Regions from separate parts of the Homo sapiens genome. Here region 2 is linked to region 1. Evidence: read pairs that join two places in POLR2A ChIA-PET (ENCODE). Cell type or tissue: GM12878. All regions are shown on one strand. Links, peaks and the distances in the headings refer to the core of each region. The heading gives the core; the rest is flanking DNA. Region 1 overlaps POLK (DNA polymerase kappa). Region 2 overlaps ANKDD1B (ankyrin repeat and death domain containing 1B).

Region 1 (5,388 bases), core at 294-5,293:
CAGATCACCTGAGGTCAGGAGTTTGAGACCAGCCTGGCCAACATGGTGAAACCCCACCTCTACTAAAAATACAAAAAATTAGTCGGGTGTGGTGGCACGCGCCTCTAATCCCAGATACTTGGGAGTCTAAGGCAGGAGAACTGCTTGAACCCAGGAGGCGGAGGTTGCAGTGAGCTGAGACTGCACCACTGCACTCCAGCCTGGGCAACACAGTGAGACCCTATCTCAAAAAAAAGAAAAAAATTAGTAGAAAATGAAAACATTTACTTTAATCCCAATGTAAAGCTTTTAAAACACATCATGCAAGTAATTGTTATGGGAGGCCCTCAGGGGATGCTTTGACATAATTATTTAATGATTTTCCCCCATTCTCTTGTGAAAGTAAGGAATTAATAAAGTAAGATTTTATACAAAGTGACATCAGGCTTTATGTTCCACATCCTCAAACAATAAAGTTACACCAAATAAGGAAAACCTTTTGCTCTGTGCCTGTGTCGAGAAATGATGATTATTGTTTAATGCTCCTATAAAAAAAAAGAGAGAGCTATCCCTTAGCACTTTAAATAAGGTAATGAAGTTGTATTTGATGCCCATATTAAACTTGCATCAAATGATGTGAGTCACAAATAATGTGAGAGAGTTAGATTAATGTCATTGTGGATCTACCATTTTTGCTTCAGGGAAAGTTACAAACAGGTCTCCCCAGCACTGCCTGGCCCGTCTGAAGCAATGAGTGGTGCACATGAAATGTTCCTGTGGGTTGTGAGCAAACCCTTCTGTGTCACTTTTTCATCCAGGTGAACTTTGTTCAGGGGTCCAGGACATCTCAGACATAATCATACCTTTGACAAAATGTTGAAAGCAGTATGTGTAATATCTGCATGTTTCTTGGCATTGCTTTTGGATAGGTCATAAAGGGATTATTTTTTTAAAAAAACCCTGGAGTCTTGAAATTATAAAGTCTAAGGCAAAGAAGGGAGTGGGAAGTCATTAATTTTGGCAGAGCTAAAAACAGTCATAATTGCTATAATAATTAGATTATAGAAAATTAGGAAAATGAAGAAAAATAGAATCATCCAATGTTTTGATATGTTTGAGGCTAGTCTTTTCTAACAACAAGAAAAGGCCGCTTTAAACAGACAACTTCCTCAGCTTCAATGCCATCCAAACTCTTTGTTAGTTAGACCTTAGGAAAATAACTGCTATAAAATTACTTTGTTCAGGGACTCTGCAGACTCTTAAGCTCAGAGATTTAACAATCACATTTTGTTTATATGTGATATTCCACATGTTTAACTCAGAAAACCCACTGGTATTTTTAAAATTTTCTGATTTTACATTTTTATAAAGGTACATATCTATCCCTTCTACCTATGCAGGCTAATAAATTAATTGGATTAATTCAAAGAGTTGTGGGTTTTTTTTTTTCACTGCTTCTTGGTTTGATAGTCTTAATAAGTTGCTTACCATTTTCTACAGAGCTTCCCATTTTGATGAAATACCTTCTTTTATCCTCAGGCCAATTTTGTCTTTCTTCTAAGTGCTTTGTTATATTCAAGTAGGCTTCATCAAGACTCATGGCCATAAAATTGGGATCATAATCAGCAAGTATTTCCTTAACCTTCAAAGGAAACAAAAAAAAGTTTAAATTTTGCTGTGATAGCAAACTTCTTCTGTCATATGTAGCTGATAAGAAATGTTAATATTCTTAGTTTGCAACTACAGTAACAATCCTGCAGTCAATAGTTCATGGATTTAAGGAATAAATAATCCACTACCAGGGAATATTTTCAAAATTTCCTTTTGTATTAAAATAGACCATGAAGGCAGAAGACCATAAAATAGCTTCATTTGATACAATCTCTATTTAGCTACCTATATCTAGTTATAATAAGCAATTCAAATAAATCTCAGAAAACATTATCTGGTAGGCCCATACAAAAAAATGGTTAAGGTTTTAGGTAGCTCGTCAGAAGCTGAAGTGGGAATGATAGGATTCTATTCCCTCCTGCCTTTTGTGATTTATTGTTTTTGGTTCATTTTAAAAAGGAATAATCTTATATAAAGGTACTATGTTGCTTTAGAAAATATTCCAATTAATTATAACATGCACATAAAAGTCCACTTAACATTAATTAATGCATTAATCCATACAGGAAAAGGAATGTTTTCTATTTCCTATTACTTATTAAGATCTGGAATGGAAAAAAATGACAATCTATAGTGTACTCCATGATTACCTTAAATGATGGGGAAAAGTCTGGAGTAACATCTTAGGATAAAAGAAATACATATAAAGATTAGAATTATAGTGGCTTTTAATTCAGAAATGCCTTTTATATAACATAGTGTTACTACATAAAACTATGACTTTTTTTTCTAACCACTTAAGTATTAGCTATAATTAGAGGCAATGGTTGTCAAAATAATATGCATATTTTCCAGCTTGGGTGACAGAGTGAGACCCTGCCTCAAAAAAAATTTATATTAGAAAACATATTTGCTGAATTACGTTAAGCTTCCATTTAGCTTTTAAAACTGTCTACTGTATCATGAGAAAACTGTTTCTTCTTTTATAAAAACAAAGGTTTTTAGCTTAATATAATTATGAACAGCTGAGTCAAAGGGAATTTTAGAAAATGGTGATATAAACTTGGCCAAGTTTTACTCAGAGAGTGCCTTAATTAGCTTTGTTCTTGTTATAATGTGCTCAAATAGAATCTTTCCAATGAAAATGAAACTCTGTGAAGTCTGTAACTGGCAGCCAACTAAGATTCTGAATGAGAAGTACTCCCTAGAGACACTGTTGAGTATTTATTAACTTCCTTTACATAGGATATTGCTGTAAGAATTAAAAGAGACGTTCCAGTAAAAATCAAGCACTTAAAGCTCCAATATTTTGGATAAAACAAAAATGGCTAACTGGGCATGATGGCTCATGCCTGTAATCCCAGCACTTTGGGAGGCCTGGGCAGGATAATTTTTTGAGGCCAGGAGTTTAAGCCTAGCCTGAGCAACATAGGAAAACCCTATCTCTGCAAAAAAATTTTAAAATTAGGTGGGTGTGGTGATGCATGCCTGTCAATCTAGCTACTCAGGAGGCTGAGGCCAGAGGATTGCTTAACTCAAGAGTTTAAGGTTATAGTGAGGTATGATCGAGTCACGGCACTCCAGCCTGGGCTATGGGGTGAGACCCTGTGTCAAAAAAAACGGGAGGGCTTTTTCTTAAATTTTCTAACCAAGTCATGAATATTTATGTATCCATAGGCAGTGATGAATTTGTTCTACAGTTCATTTACACAGAAGAACTCATTTGTTATCTGCATATAAACTAGCTAGATCCGGCTCAAATTTGAAGAGTTCTCTGACTTACATAAATAACCAGACTAAAATAACTAAAAACACTTTGGTTTTCACTGGCATACTGCCAGAAGTTTTGCTGAGTTAAAGTACGACTTTAAAAAATACCTTTTCTTACTAAACTTTTGTAGGATTTTTAAAACTTCTTAAAAGGCTATATTTATGATTAGTATTTTATCTCTTTTTAATTAGGAATACAATGAAAGAGATAAGCAGTAACCAAATGTAAGTGTGCTCCCCTCTCCTCCACCACCTTTTCAGAGGTATGCAAAAAGCACTTGCTGTCACAGACTGCCTTGGACAGAAAAAAAACAAACAAACCTGTGTTTAAACTTGGAATAGTGTCACTTCTAGGGAAAATGAGGTGGAATACAAATAAGAGGGGTGAATTTAAAGACCCCTGGTATAACTAAAGAGTAATAAGTATTAGGTCACAGTTTTTTTAAGTGTTTCCATTCAGGCAGCAGTCTTAAACACATTTTACTATAGCAGTCTAAAAGTATTTGATGTAGTAGTCTAAAATTTTAATTCAAAAATTAAATTCCAGCACTGCATGATAGACCAGTTGTCATAAAAAATAGAAAAAATGGCGGTTTTCACATATGACAGTTTGGCAATTTTAGTAAATAATCAAATCTACTTCAAAGATCCTTTTTGAAGCAATGGATTACTCCCTTTTCAATTATCAGTCTCTTAGACAGCAAATGATTATGGGGCAAGTAAAGTAGGCTAATCAAAATACATGAATTTTGTCACTGTTTAACAACATTAATAAGTAATTATTCAGACAATAGGTTGAAATTAATGATGAGTAGATTCTGTAAGTTATAAATAAAATGTGGTTCTAGAAAAAATGTATATTGTACATTAAGAAAAAATAGCTAAATTTAATTTTATATTATCATTAAGGCAGTTCAAAGTTTGAGGAAATGGGAAGTTTTCTAAGCAAATGAAAACTGCATGGAAAGGCAAAGAATTGGGAAAAAGAATGATGTATTCTGGATGCTATATGCAGCTCAGTATTCAATATACAAGCTGAAGAAGTGATAGGAGGCTCAACTGAAAGGATAAGCTAAGACCAAATCCTACGTGCTAAGGCACTTGGACTTGAGATTCTGTAGGTGACAGGAACTCAGTGAAAGCCTAAAGTAGGGGTGAGACATTAACTTACCTCTTTACTCACAGCTCGGTATTTGTCAAAGTTGGGGGGCACTATTATAAGTTGTGGGCACAGCCTCTTAGCAATAAATCCTGGCATGGCTGCACGAACACCAAATCTCCTTGCATGGTAATTTGAAGTAGACTGAAAGAAAATTGACCACATGGAAAAAAATACACAAACCTAAATGGACATATTGATCAATGCATTCATAAGAAACACATTAATATGTGCATTTTCAATTCAAGGACATTTCATTTATAGGCCAGTTTTTTGTTTTTGTTTTTGTTGTTTTCCAAAAATAGAATGTATTAAGCATTGTTTTTTATTAATGACTCAAGGTCATCATTCTATCATATATTTTTTTAATTATACTTTAAGTTTTAAGGTACATGTGCACAACGTGCAAGTTAGTTACATATGTATACATGTGCCATGTTGGTGTGCTGCACCCATTAACTCGTCATTTAATATTAGGTATATCTCCTAATGCTATCCCTCCCCCTTCCCCCCACCACACAACAATCCCCAGAGTGTGATATTCCCCTTCCTGTGTCCACGTGTTCTCGTTGTTCAATTCTCATCTATGAGTGAGAACATGTGGTGTTTGGTTTTTTGTCCTTGCAATAGTTTGCTGAGAACGATGGTTTCCAGCTTCATCCATGTCCCTAAAAAGGACATGAACTCATCATTTTTTATGGCTGCATAGTATTCCATGGTGTATATGTGCCACATTTTCTTAATCCAGTCTATCATTGTTGGACATTTGGGTTGGTTCCAAGTCTTTGCTATTGTGAATAGTGCCGCAATAAACATATGTGTGCATGTGTCTTTACAGCAGCATGATTTATAATCCTTTGGGTATATAC
Region 2 (5,388 bases), core at 54-5,053, 93 kb before region 1:
TTCAAAACCATATTTGTCTATTATAAAAACCCTTGTTTTTTTACTGTACCATGATGCTGCTCCCATGAGTTTTTTAAAAAAACATGACATACAAAACCGTCCTAGATTATCTTATTACATGGATTACATCAAATGATTGATAGAAATGGGAAAATCACATACAACTTGCCCTCAGCAAAAAAAACTATATTTGACTTTTTAGTGGTTGAAAAGTATCATGGTATTACTCTTCTTTCATCTGTTAGAGTTCCCTGTCACCACCATCATCATAGTTGAAAATCAGTGCTACTGCTAGAAGAAATTTATGGCATTAAAAGAACTGAATGCTGAGTGGAAAATCATGTAAATACAATTTCTTTAGGCATTTATGAAACTACACATTTCTTGGAGTTTGAGTCAGTTTTGCTTTTGAAATGACGAGTCTTTTCTGGAAAAAATAAGATAACATTTATGAATACCTAAAATTTTTAAAGCACTGATTGTCTACCAGGCACTATTATTCATTAAATCCCACAACAGCCCTTTGAAGTAAACATTTTTATTTTCTTTCCTAGTTAATAAATGAGAAGGTTGTCACAGGAAGGTCATAGAACTTGCTCGAGGTTTACAACCAGTCAGTCAGCTTTGGAGTTCAAGAGTGAGCTCACACAGCCTTGCGTCAGAACACATACCCTTAGCCAGTTCAGTGGACTGCATCTTCATCTTCTCTAAGAGTTCTTATGGAACCTCTTTCATAGGAAGAATACATTTAACCCTTTTCCCATTTAGAAAAAAAAGTGCAGCTCACTGCCAGCACTTCTTCAATTTTACATAAATACGCTCTTTGAGGCTGAAGCAAATCTGATTTTCATTGTGAAAAACAAATATACAAACTTCTTGGAGTTATTTCTAAACAGAACTAACATCAGAATAGTCTGAATCATCCGAATCATCAATTTCTGAAAAATTGGATTCATGGAATGAATCTTTGGCCAACAATTGTTTGAGAACGATGTTAACATCACATATAGGAATGCTACATTTTCTAGGACTTGACATTTTCAATGATCAAGAATTTCCATATTTTGTAAATGGAAATACCACTAGTAAAACCAGAATGCTATAAGTAGAATGATATCTTTTGTTTCCAAAGTCAATATACTAGAGTGATCCAAAAATAATAATAAAAACAAGATAATTCATGGCAAAGTTTTTTCAGGGTAAATGCTGCAAGCACCACTGGTGAGTATTCTCGGGGCCAATGGGAACAGGGTAAAAGTTGAGGGAAAAACTCCAATATTATGAGATCATGTGATGGAAGGTAAGTATCCACACATTGTTCCTTGTACCTACTACTGCTGGAAACTATTGGATCAGTCGGTGTTCACTCATTTATCTTCTTGCTCCAGGTAAAACTGCTTCAGTGAAAATAATGGCAGATGTTCCTGTATTTTGCTTGAATGCTTGTTATTACATGAGAGCTACAACACCGCCTAATTTATTGATAAGTTTTTAAAGGATCTTTCCTGACAATATGGTCAGTGATTTTGGCAGACTGATTTTTAGCAATAACCTCAGGTGGCAAAGTAATAGCCTGTCTGCTCTTTTTGTTCTACCTAGAGATAACATTTTCAAATACACTAACCTGCAGTTTATCAACAGGGGTAAAATGGCATTTTGAGCAAGACAACTCTTAGTCGTGGAGAACAATCCTATAACTGTATGGGATAGTTTAGCACTTCTGCCCCACCCCACCTGCCCCCACCACACATACACATAAACAAAAACACTCCCACACTTTTTCAAATGCTGAGTAGGGGGATGACACAGAACTGCCAGGCTAATGAGTAACCAGTATTGACTGGGTCATTCCCCAAAGGAGAAGCTGCTGACAGCTTACAAGCCCCTTCCATAGTTCCATACTCCGTGTGAGCCACAGCTAACACCACGCTGGGGCTGTAGCTGGTCAGGATGATATTTCTGTAGACTGCTTCCTGAAATTTTAAGGGAGAAAGAATTTCTGTTGTTGAAACTGTCACTTACCAGCTAGTTTTGGGAAACCTGCGTGTACCAGCTCTTCATACAGTTGCTTGGCCGGGTCACCCTGAGTCATCAGGGTCCCGTGTAGCCAGATAAGCAGAGCCCTGTGGCCATGTTCACGGAAGCTTTCATTTCCTGTGCCAAGCACAAGAGGTCCGAGGTAAAACACCACGAGCTGCTATCTCTTTCCATTGTGATCTCAGTTCCAACTAAACTTTCTGAATGACTGTTTGCTTGCCTGTTCCTCTTCGAAAAAAGCCCTTCCAGTTGCCCTCGCTGTGCTGCTTTATGATGACCAGCATTTGCTTTCCCTCCAGCCTGTGCTATGCACCTGCTATGCTTGGCACACACCCAAAGGAGTGTACAAGAGAGAGGACAGCTGTGGTGCCTGCCCAGGGGGAACAATTTTAATGAAATATGCAACTTCTCATAGACCAGTGCTCTTCAAACTCACAGTGCTTATTTCACCTGGGTATCTTACTAAAATGCAAGTTTGGATTCAGTAGGTCTGGGGTAAGAATCCATGCATCTAACAAACTCCCGGGTGCTGCTGCCACTGCTGCTCCATATTCCCCACTCTGAGCAGCAAGCATGCACCATTCATTCTGCCACTCCAGTCTCAAGGAAGCTACTCTGAGGGAAGTTTGCATCCCTGGGCCAGGATTATTCATTTGATAAATACTCACTGCATATCTCAGCCTAGAGAGGTGTTGGGGGAAGTACCGGGATAGGGAGCCACAAAGCCTCTGTGGTTCCCAACAGGACTTCACTACAGGCTCCTTGCTCTGAGAGAGAGTGTGCAGGAGCAGACATGCTGTGCAAGGGAAGGGCCTGAGCTCTGCAGGGGTGAGGGAGAAGTTCACTGGACAGACTGATATGGAGAAGCGGGCATTTCAGGGAGAGGGAACTGCATACTTACAGAATGTACTCCTGGACAAGTCCTCTGTTCCTTTCCTAATCTTGCTCTTGACAAACTAATTTTTCTTAAATACCATCATGAGTCTGTCACTCCTTTGATCAAAAGCCCACAAACTCCCCAGTGCCAGTAACCTTACCCTGGATCACAATATAATTGAATTGCAAGTGTCATTGTTATTGTGCCAACTAGATTATAAACTCCATCAAACATGCATGGCTTAGAGAGCTGATGTATCTATCCCTCATCCAGCAGAAATAAACACTCCAGGCCCTCCATAAAGGTTCCATCGAAACACTTTAAAATCCCCCTTATCCTGCTGGCAAGTACTCTGAAGATACACTATATTTTCAAGTCATCTCTTTAGGTCAAGTTAGAGTTCCAGGAGGCAACTCAATTTTCCTAAAGACTTCACAGAACACTATAAGCCTAATTAATGACAAAAAAGAAATCTTAACAATAAAAAAATTTTTCTAGTTAGAAACTAGTTAGTATTCAATGTTTTCAATACATTATCTTCTATTTTTCACATGAAAATGTATCCTAAGAATGTGCAATACAAAGTCTCATAATTTACTTGTATGTGGTATAAATAGTGTGTGCTCATGGACTGTGCTTCTGCCATCCCCAGTTCCCAGCAATCCCTAATACAAATAGACCCCTGAGCAAGGACACCTTCTCGTCTTAGGATGTCCATGAGAGGGCAGTGCTCTGAATAGAAAACTTTGCCAAGAAACATGTTTGCTTCATTGTTTTCAAAGCTAATTAGTTGATTAATGCCAAGTAAACTTTCTATGTTTCCTAGGTTTTCGTCTAACCACAAAAAACAAAATTAAGGAATCTAGCTGACCTGACTTCACTAATTATGACAGTTTGAGTCCAGCTGAAATGATTCCATTGCTTGGAATCATCTAGCCAAGAAAGCCCTCTGAGTCTGTATTTGCCGTGTCGCTCATGGCACAGCCAAGTCTCCCCTAAGGCAGTGTCCTACAACAACCCTTTCTCCTACACCCACCTGCTTTAAGGAATTCCTCTTTCTGGAGCGCAGACTTAAACAGCGAGCCTATTGATTACAGAATGAACCCATTCACCCCAGGACAGTCTCAAGGAACATAGAAATCAGATTGGCTTCCCACTGACACACCAACTGTTAAATCCTTGCTTGCTTCCTTAGTGACCGTCCAGTTGGGAATCTTACTGTCTCTCTAGGCTAAATGCACATGTCTGATATGGGTCAATACACATAATCATCCTTTACAAACTTCGGTTTACTGCAGACCATGAGTGTTCACTTTCTGCAAATCTTAATGCCCAAATCACTGGTGTGGACCTAAGCTAACTGCCCCTATTCCTGGGCCCCTTGAAGACTGCAGCTTATTGTGAGTGCCACACACTTCCTTGGAAGACCTCACACCAGGAGGCACTGCTGTTCCTAACAGTGAATTCCTCCTGCCCACATCATCTAGTCTGTACTCACCCGACCACTGCTCCTCAATGGCTCTAATCTGGTCATCTGTAAAGTTCCACGAACGGGCCAGCCTCTGCCACTCATTGGCCTTCAGCTGATGGTAAGCCAGGTCCCAGAGAAGCGTGCGAATGTGTCTGGTCTCCAGACTGTGATCTTGCTTGAATGTCAGAGTAAAGCCTGTTGACGGGTCCCTGATGCTCTCATGATGCTCCTAAAGTGAAAATAATTGTATCAGAAGATTTCAGACATGTTCTACTTATTACCTTATTTCAGAGTATATATGTTTTTCAAACATAACTAGTAAGGTGGTAACCGAGACTATGTTTTCAATGCCTCCTGTCACTGGATCATATATATATTTTTTTTTTTTGCCATCCAAAATGGAAATAAATGCTTGAAATTAAAAGCTTGGGTACCGTCTGTCTGACACAGGAAATGTGAGGGATTTTGCCTATTGTGTCCCATGCTGCTTAGAACAGAGAATGAGAACAGAGAGGCTGTCTTGGCAAAGGATGTGTCACAACAACAAAACCATCTTTAATGGCCTTTGTTTGAACCCATACCCCCATTTCTTCTTTTGGGTATTTGATGTTCTCATATTGAAGCTTCGGTGAGCCCAGATTGGCTGTATCCTTAATAAGACCCCACAGCTGGTCCCTCATTCATCCTGCTCTCTGGTGAGCATAAGGAGAGTAAACTAGGAGCCTAGCTCAGGCTGGGGCTTGGGGAAGAGGTGACTAAGGGAGTGGAGAGGACAGGAGTGGACATCATTTAAAGTCACTATAGCCAGGCTCAGACCAACAGCACTATGCCTAGATTGGCATCTTGTTTTCTGACTGTTGAAAGGTTCCTTTTGTCCCTTCTGCAGAATCCACCAGAGTCCTGCAGAATCAAACCACAAACACCGGAGAAAATCACTGAGTGAAAGCAGGCATCACTGCTTCCTAGAACTGCATGCTGTGCTTATGCCACTAGGCCTCCAGGT

The links. ChIA-PET counts read pairs that join two places held together with the same protein. Peaks named below come from ENCODE experiments on the same cell type or tissue, not always from the same donor. Only the 100,000 strongest peaks of a DNase experiment are listed, where the experiment ranks them.
Region 2: POLR2A ChIA-PET joins it to region 1 with 11 read pairs; 4 of 35 experiments call an interaction of 5 or more read pairs at or near these places.

The regions. Positions count from the first base shown.
Region 1 is chr5:75,573,013-75,578,400 of GRCh38, reverse strand. It overlaps POLK (DNA polymerase kappa), which reads right to left. Exons shown (of 15, transcript NM_016218.6): 5 at 4,532-4,663; 6 at 1,468-1,621. Among named protein-coding and RNA genes, the nearest start is that of ANKDD1B, 36 kb to the left of the region's middle. In GM12878, for the core only: no CTCF peak of the experiment used is centred there; a DNase peak (open chromatin) is centred at 2,780; H3K4me3 peaks cover 1,108 bases; H3K27ac peaks cover 2,264 bases.
Region 2 is chr5:75,666,018-75,671,405 of GRCh38, reverse strand. It overlaps ANKDD1B (ankyrin repeat and death domain containing 1B), which reads right to left. Exons shown (of 14, transcript NM_001276713.2): 12 at 4,413-4,614; 13 at 2,023-2,154; 14 at 1-427. The coding sequence ends at 366. Among named protein-coding and RNA genes, the nearest start is that of POC5, 49 kb to the left of the region's middle. RefSeq lists an enhancer at 3,926-4,427. In GM12878, for the core only: a CTCF peak has its summit at 3,634 (motif pointing right); a DNase peak (open chromatin) is centred at 2,215; H3K4me3 peaks cover 1,074 bases; H3K27ac peaks cover 1,498 bases.